5 separate regions of the Homo sapiens genome follow, and all the other regions are linked to region 1. The links are chromatin contacts, found by Hi-C or POLR2A ChIA-PET in ENCODE. All regions are on one chromosome and are shown on one strand. The core of a region is the stretch at or near the end of the contact, and the rest is flanking DNA. Distances in the headings are between cores, read along the strand shown. Region 1 holds the start of STT3B (STT3 oligosaccharyltransferase complex catalytic subunit B). Region 2 holds the start of GLB1 (galactosidase beta 1). Region 3 has its middle 16 kb from the start of LINC01985. Region 4 holds the start of DYNC1LI1 (dynein cytoplasmic 1 light intermediate chain 1). Region 5 holds the start of CRTAP (cartilage associated protein).

What was found. A loop is a pair of places that touch in the nucleus more often than their neighbours do. ChIA-PET counts read pairs that join two places held with the same protein, here RNA polymerase II (POLR2A). Pooled maps may share reads with other maps.
Region 2: a map of B cell shows a loop between it and region 1 (11-fold over the local background). The contact joins the promoter of GLB1 here to the promoter of STT3B in region 1. A Hi-C loop is called at or near these places in 1 of 168 maps with a recorded cell type or tissue (B cell), 1 of 37 single-sample maps with no recorded cell type and 8 of 50 pooled maps.
Region 3: a loop to region 1 is called in a pooled map, with 6 times the contacts of the local background. The contact joins the enhancer-like site here to the promoter of STT3B in region 1. A Hi-C loop is called at or near these places in 2 of 37 single-sample maps with no recorded cell type and 5 of 50 pooled maps. POLR2A ChIA-PET finds 5 or more read pairs at or near these places in 1 of 52 experiments (activated CD4-positive, alpha-beta T cell).
Region 4: a map of CD8-positive, alpha-beta T cell shows a loop between it and region 1 (18-fold over the local background). The contact joins the promoter of DYNC1LI1 here to the promoter of STT3B in region 1. A Hi-C loop is called at or near these places in 3 of 168 maps with a recorded cell type or tissue (CD8-positive, alpha-beta T cell, gastrocnemius medialis and naive thymus-derived CD4-positive, alpha-beta T cell), 6 of 37 single-sample maps with no recorded cell type and 22 of 50 pooled maps. POLR2A ChIA-PET finds 5 or more read pairs at or near these places in 1 of 52 experiments (activated B cell).
Region 5: a map of naive thymus-derived CD4-positive, alpha-beta T cell shows a loop between it and region 1 (10-fold over the local background). The contact joins the promoter of CRTAP here to the promoter of STT3B in region 1. A Hi-C loop is called at or near these places in 1 of 168 maps with a recorded cell type or tissue (naive thymus-derived CD4-positive, alpha-beta T cell), 5 of 37 single-sample maps with no recorded cell type and 10 of 50 pooled maps.

What each region holds. Positions count from the first base shown.
Region 1 is chr3:31,531,536-31,534,235 of GRCh38, forward strand. It overlaps STT3B (STT3 oligosaccharyltransferase complex catalytic subunit B), which reads left to right and starts at 1,390. Exons shown (of 16, transcript NM_178862.3): 1 at 1,390-1,777. The coding sequence starts at 1,464. RefSeq lists silencers at 713-972, 1,283-1,512, 1,543-1,672, 1,753-1,902 and enhancers at 1,073-1,212, 2,063-2,122.
Region 2 is chr3:33,095,789-33,098,488 of GRCh38, forward strand. It overlaps GLB1 (galactosidase beta 1), which reads right to left and starts at 1,358. Exons shown (of 16, transcript NM_000404.4): 1 at 1,223-1,358. The coding sequence starts at 1,297. It overlaps TMPPE (transmembrane protein with metallophosphoesterase domain), which reads right to left and starts at 1,358. Exons shown (of 2, transcript NM_001039770.3): 1 at 931-1,358. RefSeq lists a silencer at 946-1,555.
Region 3 is chr3:30,501,557-30,504,256 of GRCh38, forward strand. No RefSeq gene overlaps it. Among named protein-coding and RNA genes, the nearest start is that of LINC01985, 16 kb to the right of the region's middle. Within about 2 kb of position 1,280, at least 2 of the 41 ENCODE cell types and tissues checked have a DNase peak (open chromatin) inside an H3K27ac peak, as active enhancers do.
Region 4 is chr3:32,569,490-32,572,189 of GRCh38, forward strand. DYNC1LI1 (dynein cytoplasmic 1 light intermediate chain 1) reads right to left here and starts at 1,369. Exons shown (of 13, transcript NM_016141.4): 1 at 1,136-1,369; 2 at 857-930. The coding sequence starts at 1,281. RefSeq lists an enhancer at 577-1,362 and silencers at 637-1,126, 1,307-1,566.
Region 5 is chr3:33,112,703-33,115,402 of GRCh38, forward strand. CRTAP (cartilage associated protein) reads left to right here and starts at 1,312. Exons shown (of 7, transcript NM_006371.5): 1 at 1,312-1,846. The coding sequence starts at 1,376. RefSeq lists silencers at 1,142-1,441, 1,882-2,071 and an enhancer at 2,023-2,700.

The DNA of each region.
Region 1 (2,700 bases), core at 140-2,639:
CCCACTACCTCACTTAGTTTAAGCTCATTTTGCCCTGAGTTTATCTGGTAGCACTTTATTTTAGCGGACAAGGAGGGAAGTGGGGAAAGGAAAGGAATTATAAAAATACAAGGTAGACGTGCACAAGAACCTTCGTTCTATTATTATTTAGTAAAGTGAGAACTGGAAACAGCTTAACGTCCAGGGTAAGTTAGTTTCACTCACTCGACGGAATGTATGCAGCCGTTAATGTATTTCTGCATTTTCCCATATTTCCAGTGAACATACAGTACTTTCGCAATTCGGAGTACAAACGAAAAAGGGCGAGAGAAGGTCGCATTTTGCCTGCCGGAGCTAGGGGCGCGCTTGCCGGTTCCAACGAGTTTTCGGTGTCGGAAAACTTGTCTTTGCTCACATTCTCGGATTCCCGCGGCCGCAGAAGCCGGAGGCGGGACGTGAAGGGCAATGAGCAAGGTAGGCTGTGTCACTGCCGCCGCGGGCTCACTCGCAGCGCCAGCCGAGGAGCGCCACGGGCTGCTGAACCCCTCGGCCCGACCCACGCGCCGAGGGCTAGGATAATGCGCCTGCGCGGCCGTCACGTGGTGAGGGCTCCGCGCAAAGCGGGTTAAAAGTCACGACCGCGGAGAGCCCGCGAGCGTCCTGCTGGTCGGTGCGGCGCTTTCCGCGTCCTTTAAGACGAGTTTGACCGAGGCCGCTCCGCAGTTCCCGCCCCTCGGCCCAGCTCAGCTCCATGAACCTAGCGGAGCCGCCTAGTACCCTTTCTCGCCGACCGCACAGGCGCGCGAAACCGCGTCTTTCAACTGACAATGAAGCCGTAGCCGCGCAGCTCGGCCACTCCGGGCGAATCGGCGCGAGGCCGGGATGGTGGGGGGGAGGGGGAGACGGTTGGGTCAAGCTCCGCCCCAGCTCGCGCCCCTATTGGTGGGCGCAGCGGTTCTGGGCCCGCCCCCTAACGGACCTGTCGCTTTGTGACAGGCGGAGGGGCCAGTTCCTGTCGGGCCGGAGGCGGAGTCAGAGGTTGCTTGAGCTCCGCCCGGACTCCAGGGGGCTCCTCCCCCTGCTCCTTTCGGCTGGGCGGGCGGCGGGCTAGAGAGGGAATGTCATTGCTTCTCAGAGCCGTGGTGCCGCCTCCGTCTGCTGCTTCTTTCCTGGCGCCCTCGTCCCGTCGGCTTTCGCCGCCGCCGCCGCAGCTGCACTGGGGATACGGATGGCTAGTGGGGCGCCGGGGCCATCTGGGTTGAGAGAGCGGCGATTGCGGCCGCTGCTGAGGCGGAGACTCCCCGCCGCCGCTTCCTCCACCCCCAGTCCGCCGGCCTCGCGGCGCTGAGGGCGGGAGCGCGCAGAGCTCTTCCCTCCTCCTTTTTCTTCCTCCTCCTCCTCCTCCTCCGGGTCCCCGCCCAGCACCCCTCGCACCAGGCGGCGGCGGCGGAGGAGGAGAGCTAGACCCGCCGCCGGGGCACAACATGGCGGAGCCCTCGGCCCCGGAGAGCAAGCACAAGTCGTCCCTCAACTCGTCCCCGTGGAGTGGCCTCATGGCCCTGGGAAACAGCCGGCACGGCCACCACGGGCCCGGGGCCCAGTGCGCGCACAAGGCGGCGGGCGGCGCGGCGCCGCCGAAGCCGGCCCCGGCGGGGCTGTCCGGGGGGCTGTCGCAGCCGGCTGGGTGGCAGTCGCTTCTCTCCTTCACCATCCTCTTCCTGGCCTGGCTTGCCGGCTTCAGCTCGCGCCTCTTCGCCGTCATCCGCTTCGAAAGCATCATCCACGAGTTCGACCCGTGGTAAGTGCCTCGCCGCCCCTCCCCCGCCCGTGGCCCGCGGGGAACCGGGACCCGCTCCTCCGCCCGCCGCAGCTCTCCTCGACTTGGCCCCGCGCCGCCGCGGAGCCCCGCTCGCGTCCTGGCTGAGGCCGGCGCGGATCCCGGAGCTCCGGGCGCGCCCCCTGCCCGTGGGCGAAGTTTGCCCCGTGCAGCCTGAGGCGGGGCGTCGGGGTCCAGGAGCGAAACCTTGATTCTCGGCCGGGCTAGTGTGAAGACTGCCAGGAGTGTGGATGCAGCCGCCGGGAGTGTGGGTGCAGCCGCCGGGAGTGTGGGTGCAGTCCCTCGCAGCCCGCTTTGGTCGCTGAGTCCGGACCCGCCACGCCAGGAGGCGGCAGGTAGCTCCTCCGCGGACTGTCGGTCGATTCCCCGCCCTCCTCGCCCGCTGCTTTCGCGTTCTTTCATATTTGCGGGCGCGTTTTTGCTAGTTCAGACGGAATCGGCCAGGGGGGCTGCCCTGTTGCCGCTGGAGGTGGGTCCAGATGTGCCGGAACCCCGGCTGCTCACCCTTGCAGTTTTACGCTTTTACTGTTTCTTTTTATGCTCTCATGATACGAGAAGGGAAAAGGAGAGTGAATGGCGTGTTGGAGGGAAGGAAATAATACCCCTGAAAGTGATCTGAAAGCTAGCTACTCTTATTTATTTATCATTAGGTATTTTAAAGAGTGGCTTTTTTTCAGAGCTCTTAAGTGCACTCAGCACCTTACTGTTTCACTATCGTCTTGGGTTGCTTTTTAGAACAAGATCCTTACCCTGTTAGCCACTGTCACCCTTAGTGTGTTATGCACAGTATCTGAAAGCATTGCATTAGTTCCTTTATTGGTCTGCAGGAAGGTTTGTGGATAAGAGCAAACAGTACCACGGTGATGGGAGTCCTAGATTGTAAT
Region 2 (2,700 bases), core at 108-2,607, 1.6 Mb after region 1:
GTGCCCCAGTTCCACCTTCCCCAGTGGTTCTCACAGCTGGCTAGCTCTGACTCCTAAGGTCCTACGGGCCTTCTGGACAAGAAAACTCTGTCTACATACTGGGGTAGGGGAACCACAGACGGGGTGAAGAGGGAGCAGCAAATAATCTGTGCTGACTTTTTCCCAAAATGAAAACATTTTCAGCAGCTGTTTTCCAAATACTTAAGATGTTCAATCTTGGTTGTAGATAAATGTACCACTTTTCTCTGCCCTAGGCACGTTATTGAAAGCGTTATTAAAGGGTGTAACTTACAAGTCAACGGTGTCAAATGCTACCAGCTCTTACTTAAAGCATACTGCAGGCTCAGCCCACCTACACCCTGGAGGAACCAAAGTTGGTCCGCGGAACGTGCAGAGGAGCAGCTTGCAACTACCCACTCTCCTTTCCGCAGGTGTGATGCAAACCTCCCCAGGCAGCGCTTTGGAGCCCCTCAGCCAGTCGCCTCAGCTCGGACGCAGCGAGTGAAGCTGTCCTTCCTCTCCCACCAACTGTGCACGCCCCGCACCTCACCTATTCGCCTCGCCAGCCCTGCCCCGATCAACGATGGCATCCCCCGGCAGCCTGCCTATTCCCCCCCTCAACCTGGACCCCCAAACGCCGAAGGAAAACGGTCCCACAAATACAAAGAAAAACCCAAGCCAAAGGGCAGGCGACGGGGAGTGGTGAGAAAGGAACAAGATGCACGAAGAGGGAGAGCACCCAGAGGGGAAATAACCCAATGTTCCCACTGCAAGGGCCTCTCCTGACCCCATTTTTCTCCTTCCGGAGCGCTCCGCAGAGCACCAACTGGGAAAGCGAGGGCGCCCCAAACCAGAGCCGGAGGCACCCTCTAACCCGCGCAACTTGGAATCCCCTCCCGGAAAGCCAACTTAGGAAATGTTTACACGCACCTCGTCTCAACACCTCGTTACAGATGGGGAAGTGGATCCAAGCGCAAAGGGCGGCCGGAGCGGAACGCACAAGCGACCGAGCTGCCTGGAAGGACGCGCGCCCCGCCCGGCCCGCCCCCGACGGGAAGGCCGGTCCACTGCCTGCGTTCCGCCGGCCGCGAGCCTGCTGGGGGGCACTTCGGGGCTCAGGCTCCCCGCCCTGCGGGACCGCGGGTGGCTGCGACCCCAGCCCGGTTCCCCGCCAGCCTGTCCCCTAGCAATGCCTCCCCGTACCCGGGTCCCGCAGACTTACGCGCAAGCCGCGCGTAGGGCCCAGAAGCAGCAGAACCAGCAACAGAGGGAGGATGCGAACCAGGAACCCCGGCATGACCACCAGCCTCCCGGCTCTGCAGTCGGCGCCCAGGCCGGCCGCTTCGCGTCACTTGACTAAGGACCCACGGCCTGGCACCGCCCCTCGTCGGCCCAGCAGCCAGCCCTCGCGCCTGCTCAGCCCCGCGCCCCGCCCCGCTGTGGCCGAGCCGGGCGGGTGGGGGCGGCTAGGAGGCTGCGCGCCGCCGCGTGACTCCAGGATAGTACTATCTGGGTTTTGCAGGCGTCTTCCCTGGGAAGGGACCCTTTGGAACTGCAGTCCGGAGGGCCTGCTTTCAGCAGCTTGATAACGCGCCTCGGGGATTGGACATGAATCATGGTCTCCCTGTTCCCTGGCTGCCTTGAGAGAGCAGAAGAGGGAAATTGTTAATCATTAAACCTAAACGCCCTAGATGGAATCCGCGTCTCATATACGGGCTCTTTGAATAACTCTAAGCCGGGGGTTAGCAAAATGTGGTCGGTCCCTGGAGCCACTGTATCAACTCACCTGGAACTTGTTAGAATGAAAATCCTGCTCACGCCTGTAATCCCAGCACTTTGGGAGGCCGAGGCGGGCGGATCGCCTGAGGTCAGGAGTTCCAGACCAGCCTGACCAGTATGATGAAACCCCGTCTCTACTAAAAATACAAAAATTAGCCGGGCGTGGTGGCAGGCGCCTGTAATCCCAGCTACTGAGGAGGCTGAGACAGGAGAATCGCTTGAACCCGGGAGGTGGAGGTTGCAGTAAACCGAGATCGAGCCATTGCGCTCCAGCCTGGGCAATAAGAGCGAAATTCCGTATCAAAAAAAAATTTTCTTTTTTAAAATAACCTTAGTTTATGCCTTGGTGTTCCAAAAAGCCTTTTTACATTGTATAACAAAGTAGCCAAAATTCTATTTGTTCACTCCTTTCTCCTTTCCTACCGGACATGTCCTTGAGAGATTGAGAAAGTATCAGAAAGGACATTTCATTGAGAGATTGAGAAAGTATCAGTTACTGGCTTTTCTTAGGTTTTTGTTTTTTGGTTTGGGGGGTTGTTTTTTTGTTTTGTTTTTGTGTTTTTTGAGACAGGGTCTCACTCTGTCACCCAGGCTGGAGTGGGGCGCAATCACGGCTTACTGCAGCTTTGGCCTCCTGGGCTCAAGCAATTCTCCCGTCTCAGCCTACCAAGTGGCTGGGACTACAGGCGTGCGCCACCACACCCGGCTAATTTTTGTATTTTTTGTAGAGACAGGGTCTCACCACGTTTCCCAGGCAGGTCTTGAAGTTCTGGGATCAAGCAATCTACCTGCCTGGAACTCCCAAAATGCTGGAATTACAGACATGAGCCACCGTGCCTGGCTTCTTTTCATGCCTGTAGTACCAATTCCGTGTCCTTGCACTGTGAAGTCCTTTCCAAGCTCTGCAATTCTAGTTCAGTA
Region 3 (2,700 bases), core at 30-2,529, 1.0 Mb before region 1:
ACTTAAATGACATTGAACTATGCCCTATAAGACACCAATTCAGTTACTAGAGGGGTCAAGGTCAAAGTGGAATGTTTTGTGGAAAGAATAGAGATGTCATAAAACTTATAGAGTTGAGGAAATGAGTAGTTTTCTAGGAATTTTAGAATTCTGAAAGAGATTCTTGAATTTCCTGTTCTTCCTCTTCCTTGTCACCTCTTCCCTGCCTTCATACCCTCAGCCATATATGTGGCTATGGCCCACCAATAAGGATACTGGAGAAGTCCTGTCATAGAAACTCACCAAGAGAGCACTTCCACTTCTCCCCTTGGGTCCCTGCTCTAAGTCTTTGCATCTTTGCTCTTCTGGTTTTGTCACCTGGCTTCTGAAAATTCTTTAGGCCAAAAACTCCCTAGAAGCAGGGTTCAAGATGGGAATTCTTATGCACGTGATCTATTCAGGGAGTACTTCCAAGAGAAATCTATAAGAAAGTGAGAGAAATAGGACAGAGAAGGGGAAAAAACTCTAGGCAAAGATGTGGTTTCAGATGAAATCTATCTTTATTCTTCATCCTTACCCTCTGGAGGGTAAACTGTACCACAGAGCCTGCCCTATCTTAAGATGAAGAAATGAATCCTGTGCTGGTGAGTCATTGGATCAGGGCTGCCCCAGGTGGGAACAGAAGGAGTCAGGACACCAACTCCTGACACTACTGGGCTAGGCAGCTCCTGTTGCCCAAGGACACTTCCCTGGATGAGACTGCAGATGTGAGATGTTAGCAAAAGCACCCACAGCTGCTGGTAAGAGGTAAGCAGAGATTTGGCTGGGACTACAGGTCCTTTGTTTTCTGTTGGCAACTCGTTATGACCTTCTTCAGCTACAAGTCCTGGACAAGTGTGTTGTTTCTGGAAACCTCTGGTCAGTCCAGCAGCCTCTTCTCCTTCACACTCCACCCCAACCTTCCATATTTCCTGATATTATAGTTCTTTGTGAATGCTAAAATCATGATTCGTGACCCAACCATGTTCCTTGTCAGAAGCAAGGTGGGAGAAACAAATTAAGATGTTGCCATTACCACTCCCAGCTAGAACCACAAAGCAGAGACATTGCTAAGTATTTGTATTGCACAAAGAGTTATGCCTGACAGCAGTAAAATAGTAAGTTTTTATTAATGGGAGGGAGAAACTTGGTTATGCCCTTCATAAGAGTCTTAACTATGGGAAGAGTGATTGTGTATCCTTATGGAATGGAGAACAGTGGCCTCTGAGCACCTGCTTAGACCAGGTGACTAGTTCCTCATGACTCAATAGGTAAATGAGATGAACTTTGTGTAATCTTTCATGCATACCATTCATGTGATAATGTGGTAAATGGGTGGGGCTATCACCAGACAAATTTTGTTTTACATTCTAGTTTCATAGCTCATCAGCTGTTACAGCTTGGACAAGTTACTCACTTTTTGGAGACTCATTTATAAAACAGAGAGAGTACATACGTTGCAAAGTTGTTATGAAATTAAACACCACCTGGCACATAGTAGGAACTCAATAAATGAAAGTCATCATTCTCAGATTATTTCCTTCTACAGAAATAAAAACTAGAGGGGTGTGGGTGTTCAAGTGGGTATTGAAGTTGGAGTGGCAGAGAGACAGGGTTGGGGGAGAATATGTGCACTAGTGCTCAATTATTATTGTTCTGTTTAAACACCTATTACTTTATGAAATGCAACAATTTTTACATGAAACGTTATGATTATCTATACTTTAAAGAACCAGAGACCAAGAAATAGTTTGTTGTTTTTTTCTCTGTAGAGATCTGTTGATGAATATTAATGACACTCTTTACTCTCCTGCATACTTGCAAAGCTACAGGGAAACCAACTAATGCAAGTTCTAGGTTGAGGCAGTATCTGAGGTTCTTGTTGATCCCATTTCCCGTCCACCTAGCTCTTTCCAGAAAAGCCTATTCCAACATGGAAAACAGATGAAAATATCAGCTCCTTACTGAGCAGAATCAGTCCTGCCTCCTCCGGATTCTGGGGAATGGACTCAGGTCTTGGGTCTCTACATAAACCCCCAAATGCCAAGACATCTAGCTGTCTGCCCTTCAGTTATGATTCATCATAAGACTGACAGACATCCAGTCAATGTTTTTCTACAAATGACCCAGAATCTTCCTCATTCTTTCAGTAGGCAGATTCTACTTCCTTAGTGACTTTTTGTGGGTGTCATTTGAAAACTGGTATTTGTGCCATATGTCACACCAAAATTTCTCTGCTTGCCTGCATTGAGTATATATTTGCTGACAGTCTTGGGAGTTAAAGAAAAAAGGAATACCTGTTCTTAGGTAAAATGGCCCACTAGAACTCTGCTTTCATTCACCCCATTTTCTTTTCTTTTTTTTGATGGAGTCTTGCTCTGTCACCAGGCTGGAGTGCAGTGGTGCGATCTCTACTCACTGCAAGCTCCACCTGCCGGGTTCACGCCATTCTCCTGCTTCAGCCTCCCAAGTAGCTGACACTACAGGCGCCCACCACCACACCCGGCTAATTTTTTTTTTTGTATTTTTAGTAGAGACGGGGTTTCACCGTGTTAGCCAGGATGGTCTCGATCTCCTGACCTCGTGATCCGCCCACCTCGGCCTCCCCATGTCACCCCATTTTCTAAGCTCTTGAGTCCCTGATTCTGTGAATATAAACTATATTATACCTCTCTGATTCTA
Region 4 (2,700 bases), core at 119-2,618, 1.0 Mb after region 1:
CCGACACCAAATACCAAAGTTTTTAAATTTAATCATCGTATAAGCCAAACTTCAGTTATCTCGCATGTAAAGAGCTATATAGAGAAATTTCTCCTATAAATGATTCAGGAGCTAAGCCTAGAAAAATGCGAATCTGCGAACTATTCTCCCTCAGTCCTCTATCCCCACCCCCAGAGTCACTAAAGAAACAGAATACACAACTTCCAGAGAGCCGAGGAGATACAGAACAATCAGGAGAACTGACACTGGACCGTTTCTCCTTATTACATCCATTTGGCTGAAAAGACTTAACTAGAAAGTTGTGTTCTACTGCCCTTTACAAATTTCAGAATTATATGTGACAGTTAAGGTAGCTGCAACACGAGCACATTGTACCAGAGAACGCTGAATCAAGAACATTTATCGCCAGGTCTTAGTTCTAGCTTCTGTCAATTATACAAAGAGTCAGCTATTAAATATTAATGGCATGCCATTTGCGCTGCAGCTCTCGCAAAGAGCCTCCTGCTACCAATTTTTGTGATGAAAGAAAACCTGTCATTTTCTAGATAAACCCCAGGCCACGAGAATCCCTCAGATGAGCGATCGAATTCTGTCCTTCCCAGGGGAAGCTGTCAGGGCCACCCCCATATACCGGGGAGGAGGAGGAGGAACCTGAGGGAGGGCGGGTCCCCGCAGGTCCTGGGTCAAGGGTCTCGTGTTCCCCTTCTCTCCCAGCCATCCGCGACAGGTCGGGAGGCGAGGCGGGGCGGGGCTGGGCCGGCTGTCCGCACAAAGAGAGCCAGCGAGCTAGCCCGCGGACCAGGTACCCCGGGCCGCTGGGGGCCGGGCGGGGCGGGGCGAGGCAGGGAACACTTACCCAGCAGTAGCACGTTCTTCCCCGCAGGGAGCTTGGAGCGCGAGCGGGTGGAGACCTCGCTGAGGATGCAGGACCTAACGGGAAGCAAGGCGTACGGTGAGGCCGGAGGCCGGAGCCGCAGCGCGGGAGGGACGGACCCGGCCTCGGCGCGCCGGGGATGGGGCTGCCGGGAACGCAGTGGCCGGGCCCGGCGCCGAGCTCCAGCGGGCACGGGATCCCGAGGCGTCCGCGCAAGGCCGGGGGAGCCAGCGGGGGCTGAGGGAGAGGTGGAGTCGTTACCAAAGGTTCTGCCCGTCCTCGTCGTCGCCTGCCGCGGCGCCACCGTTGCCCGACGCTATCTCGTTGCCCAAGGGGCCGCCAGTGTAAGTCGAGGATAATCCCGGCGGAGAAGAACCGAAGGAGCCGACTCGCCCCACGGCCGCCATCTTGGTCGGGAATCACACCACTCCCGGCAAGACTAAATGTGCGAGGCGGCTGAGGCGGTGGCGGTGGAGGCGGCGGGAACCCGGATATGGGGCGTTCAGCGCACGGGAGCGGGGCGGGGCCTGCGGGGGCGGGGCCCCGGGCCGGGCCAGGACTGATGGAGCGAGCGAGAACGGACTGCGCGTGCGTGGCTGCCTGGCCGGCGCTGAGGGGCTGAGCGTACGCGGGCGGCGGGGTGGGCCGCTATGCTGCAACTGAAGCCCAGTGATCTGACAGTATGGAAGTGCTTTCCTTCCGCTCATCCGCGGCCCTGGGCTGCGGCAGGGGGGTTGGGTGTGTCAGGTGAAAAGTGCTCCCTCCCACCCTTCAGACAGGTCCCCAAACCCTGCGGCCTGCGCGGAATTCCTGCATTGTCATTGCCGGCCCACCCACTGTTCAGGCTGAGAGCGGTCCCCCGCCCAAACCGGCGCTTCGCCGGCGCCAAGATAGAAATGGGTCGCCCGGCTGGTAAAGAGGCTGCCCTGCAACCCTGGGCTGGAGTATTGCTGTGGTCCTGGATTTCTGGACTTTATTTGCGTTCTCAAGTGGCGAAGTGTTCCTCAACCTGGACCCACATCAGAAGCAGGTTCTCCGAGCCCCTAAGCAGCGGCGTGACAAAGTAATTGTTTACCCTGGAAATAGACTGTTATTTTTTAAAAATTATTGTCAGGGCTTGCTTTAATGTTCTTAATGTTTTTGTATGAGATCCTCCATGTGAGATTTGAAAAGATCCACTATGCGGGTCATCTAACCGGTCACTAGACATTGATTCCACACTTACTACGTCGAGCACAGTTGACACTGGGAATACATGGATGGACTTATACTAGCCCTAAAATAACTCCTTTTCTATTAGAACTTTACTAGGTAAAGGTATTTGAATGTCTGAACTCCATGTTTAGAAGGAGTCATTGGTTTTAAGGCTCTGTCCTAGTACACCTGTAAGAGCATTTGCTTAAAATTGCCTGGCCTTTGTATGTTATCTCTGTCACTTCATATTTGAAAATCACTTGCTAGAATATGGCCTGATCAATGCTGTTATGCTAGTGAGAAAATCCACAACTAAAGACTATTTGCTATATATTAGCATTACGGTTAGAAGTCTGGAAGCCTTTGGAGGCTGGCAAATCTGAGTTCAGGTCTAGCTCTTCGAGTTTACTGGCTGTGTAACCTTAGGCAATTTACTTAACCTCCGTGAGTCTCAGTTTCCTTATCTGTCAAATGAGGATAAAAGAACTTAGAGTTGTTATTGAGATTAAACGGGATGATTCATGTAAAATGGCTTAGAATAACGACTGGCAAATCTTAAGCGCTTACCACATGTTAATTGTTATCAATGACTTTCTTTACCTTTCACACCATTAATATCTGACCAACCTCTA
Region 5 (2,700 bases), core at 62-2,561, 1.6 Mb after region 1:
GCATCCTAAGAGAAAAAAGTGCCATGAAAGACATAATTGGAACAGCTGACATAACCGGAAATGGAACATGATTAAAGTCTTCTATCAGTATTAAATTTCCTAAATTTGATTGTCTGGTAGTTTCATTCTTAGGACATACATACTGAAAGACTAAGGGGTTGGGCACGGTGGCTCACGCCTGTAATCCCAGCACTTTGGGAGGCAGAGGCAGGTAGATCACCTAAGGTCAGGAGTTCAAGAACAGCCTGGCCAACATGGCAAAACCTCATCTCTAGTAAAAAATAGAAAAATTAGCCAGGTATGGTGGTGTGTGCCTATGATCCCAGCTACTCGGGAGGCTAAGGCAGGGAGAATTGCTTGAACCCGGGAGGCGGAGGTTGCAGTGAGCCGAGATCGCGCCACTGCACTCCAGCCTGGGTGACAGGGCGAGACTCCGTCTCAAAAAAAAAAAAAGGAAAAAAAAAAAGAAAAAAAAAAGACTAACGGACAGTGGGCCTGATACATGCAACCTATCTCAAATGAGTCAGAAAAAAATGTAAAGATAGAAATGTGGTATAACGTTAGCAACTTGTGAATCTTGATGAAGGGTATATAGGAACTTTTTGTACTGTTTTTGCAGCTTTCTTGTAAATTATTTCAAGATTTAAAAGTTTAAAGATTTTTTAAAAGTGCTGCCATTAACATTCCATCCATATTTTTTGATGCACACGCGCAAGCTTCTCCAGCATATTCCACCGAATGGTGTTGCAGATTCATAAGGTGTGCACATCTTCAACCTGACTAGCTATACAGTTTACAAAGTGCTGACATCCTTATTAATTTTATTTTTGCACTGTCTTTTTCTCTCACTAAAATTTAAGGTTGGGCAGTGCTATTAAAAGTGCGGCCCTTGGGCCCGCAGCATTAGCCTCATCAGGGTGCTGGTTAAACACACAAATCGTCAGACCTCCACCCCAGACTTTCTGAATCAGAAACTCTGGGGGCACAGCCCAGGAATCTTCGTTTTCACAAACCTCCAAACGAATATAAAGATCGTAGATTATATAGACCGTAGGGCCGATGTATATAATCTATTAGGGCCGCGTCGGCCTTGCAGGCGGGTCTCCAAGTGAATGAGCGGCAGAGTCCCATCATGCGCATCAGCCTGCGTGAACCAGTGCGCAGCGCGCCTTTCCCGGGCACCCTCTAGGTGCTGGCAGCTGGCGCCCAGATCCCCCGGCTGGGTGGGGAGGGGCGGCCGGACGGGGCGGGCCGGAGGCTGGCGTCCCCGCCCCGAAAGCACTGGGCCCGCCGCGTCGCACCGTCCTCTTTCCTTTCCTTCTCCCTCCCCTTTTCCCTTCCTTCGTCCCTTCCTTCCTTCCTTTCGCCGGGCGCGATGGAGCCGGGGCGCCGGGGGGCCGCGGCGCTGCTAGCGCTGCTGTGCGTGGCCTGCGCGCTGCGCGCCGGGCGCGCCCAATACGAACGCTACAGCTTCCGCAGCTTCCCACGGGACGAGCTGATGCCGCTCGAGTCGGCCTACCGGCACGCGCTGGACAAGTACAGCGGCGAGCACTGGGCCGAGAGCGTGGGCTACCTGGAGATCAGCCTGCGGCTGCACCGCTTGCTGCGCGACAGCGAGGCCTTCTGCCACCGCAACTGCAGCGCCGCGCCGCAGCCCGAGCCCGCCGCCGGCCTCGCCAGCTATCCCGAGCTGCGCCTCTTCGGGGGCCTGCTGCGCCGCGCGCACTGCCTCAAGCGCTGCAAGCAGGGCCTGCCAGCCTTCCGCCAGTCCCAGCCCAGCCGCGAGGTGCTGGCGGACTTCCAGCGCCGCGAGCCCTACAAGTTCCTGCAGTTCGCTTACTTCAAGGCAAGTCCGCCTCGCCCCGTCCCAGGCCCCGGCCCCGCCCCTGACCCAGCCTCCAGGCCCTAGCCCCGCCCCTGCGCCCGGGGCCGCGTTGCCCCTCCAGTTCTAGACCTGGCTCCCTCCCATCCAGCCCTGCCAAAGGTCTCCTCCAAGTCCTGTCTCCTTCTTCATCTCAACTAGAGATGAAAATGCCTTTCTTGAAGGGTAACTCTAAGGTAGAGAATACGTACACAGAACGCAGTACAGCGCCAGGCACCCAACAAAGTGCCTGATAAATGTTCTCTGTTATTTGAGGGCAGACGCCTCTTTTCTGTATATACCATTAAAGTCGCCTTTTTTCTCAAGTGAGCGGTGACTTGCGATAATAAAGCAGAAGACCTGAGGAGCCGACAAGTACCTTTTATTTTTATTTTTTGTTGAGACAGGGTCTCACAGTCGCCCAGGCTGGAGTGCAGAGGCGCTATCATGGCTCACTGCAGCCTTGACCTCCTCAGGCTCAGGTGATCCTCCACCTCAGCCTCCTGAGTAGCTGGGATTATAGGCGCGCGCCACCACACCTAGCTAATTTTTTGGTATTTTCTGTAGAGACAGAGTTTCGCCACGTTGCCCAGGCTGATCTCGAACTCCCGGACTCAAGTGATCCTCCCACCTCGCCTCCCAGAGTTCTGGGATTACAGTCGTGAGCCATTGCACCCAGCTGACTAGTTCCTTTTAAAGAGGATGAAATTGAGGCCAGGGAAGGGCAGGGACTCCTTGCAAGGACACATCCCTGCTTAAAGGGGAACTCGTGCACCGTGAGTCATCAGGATTGGCCCTCTCCGCTGTTTCTCTCTTTCATCTAGAATTTAACACAGTTC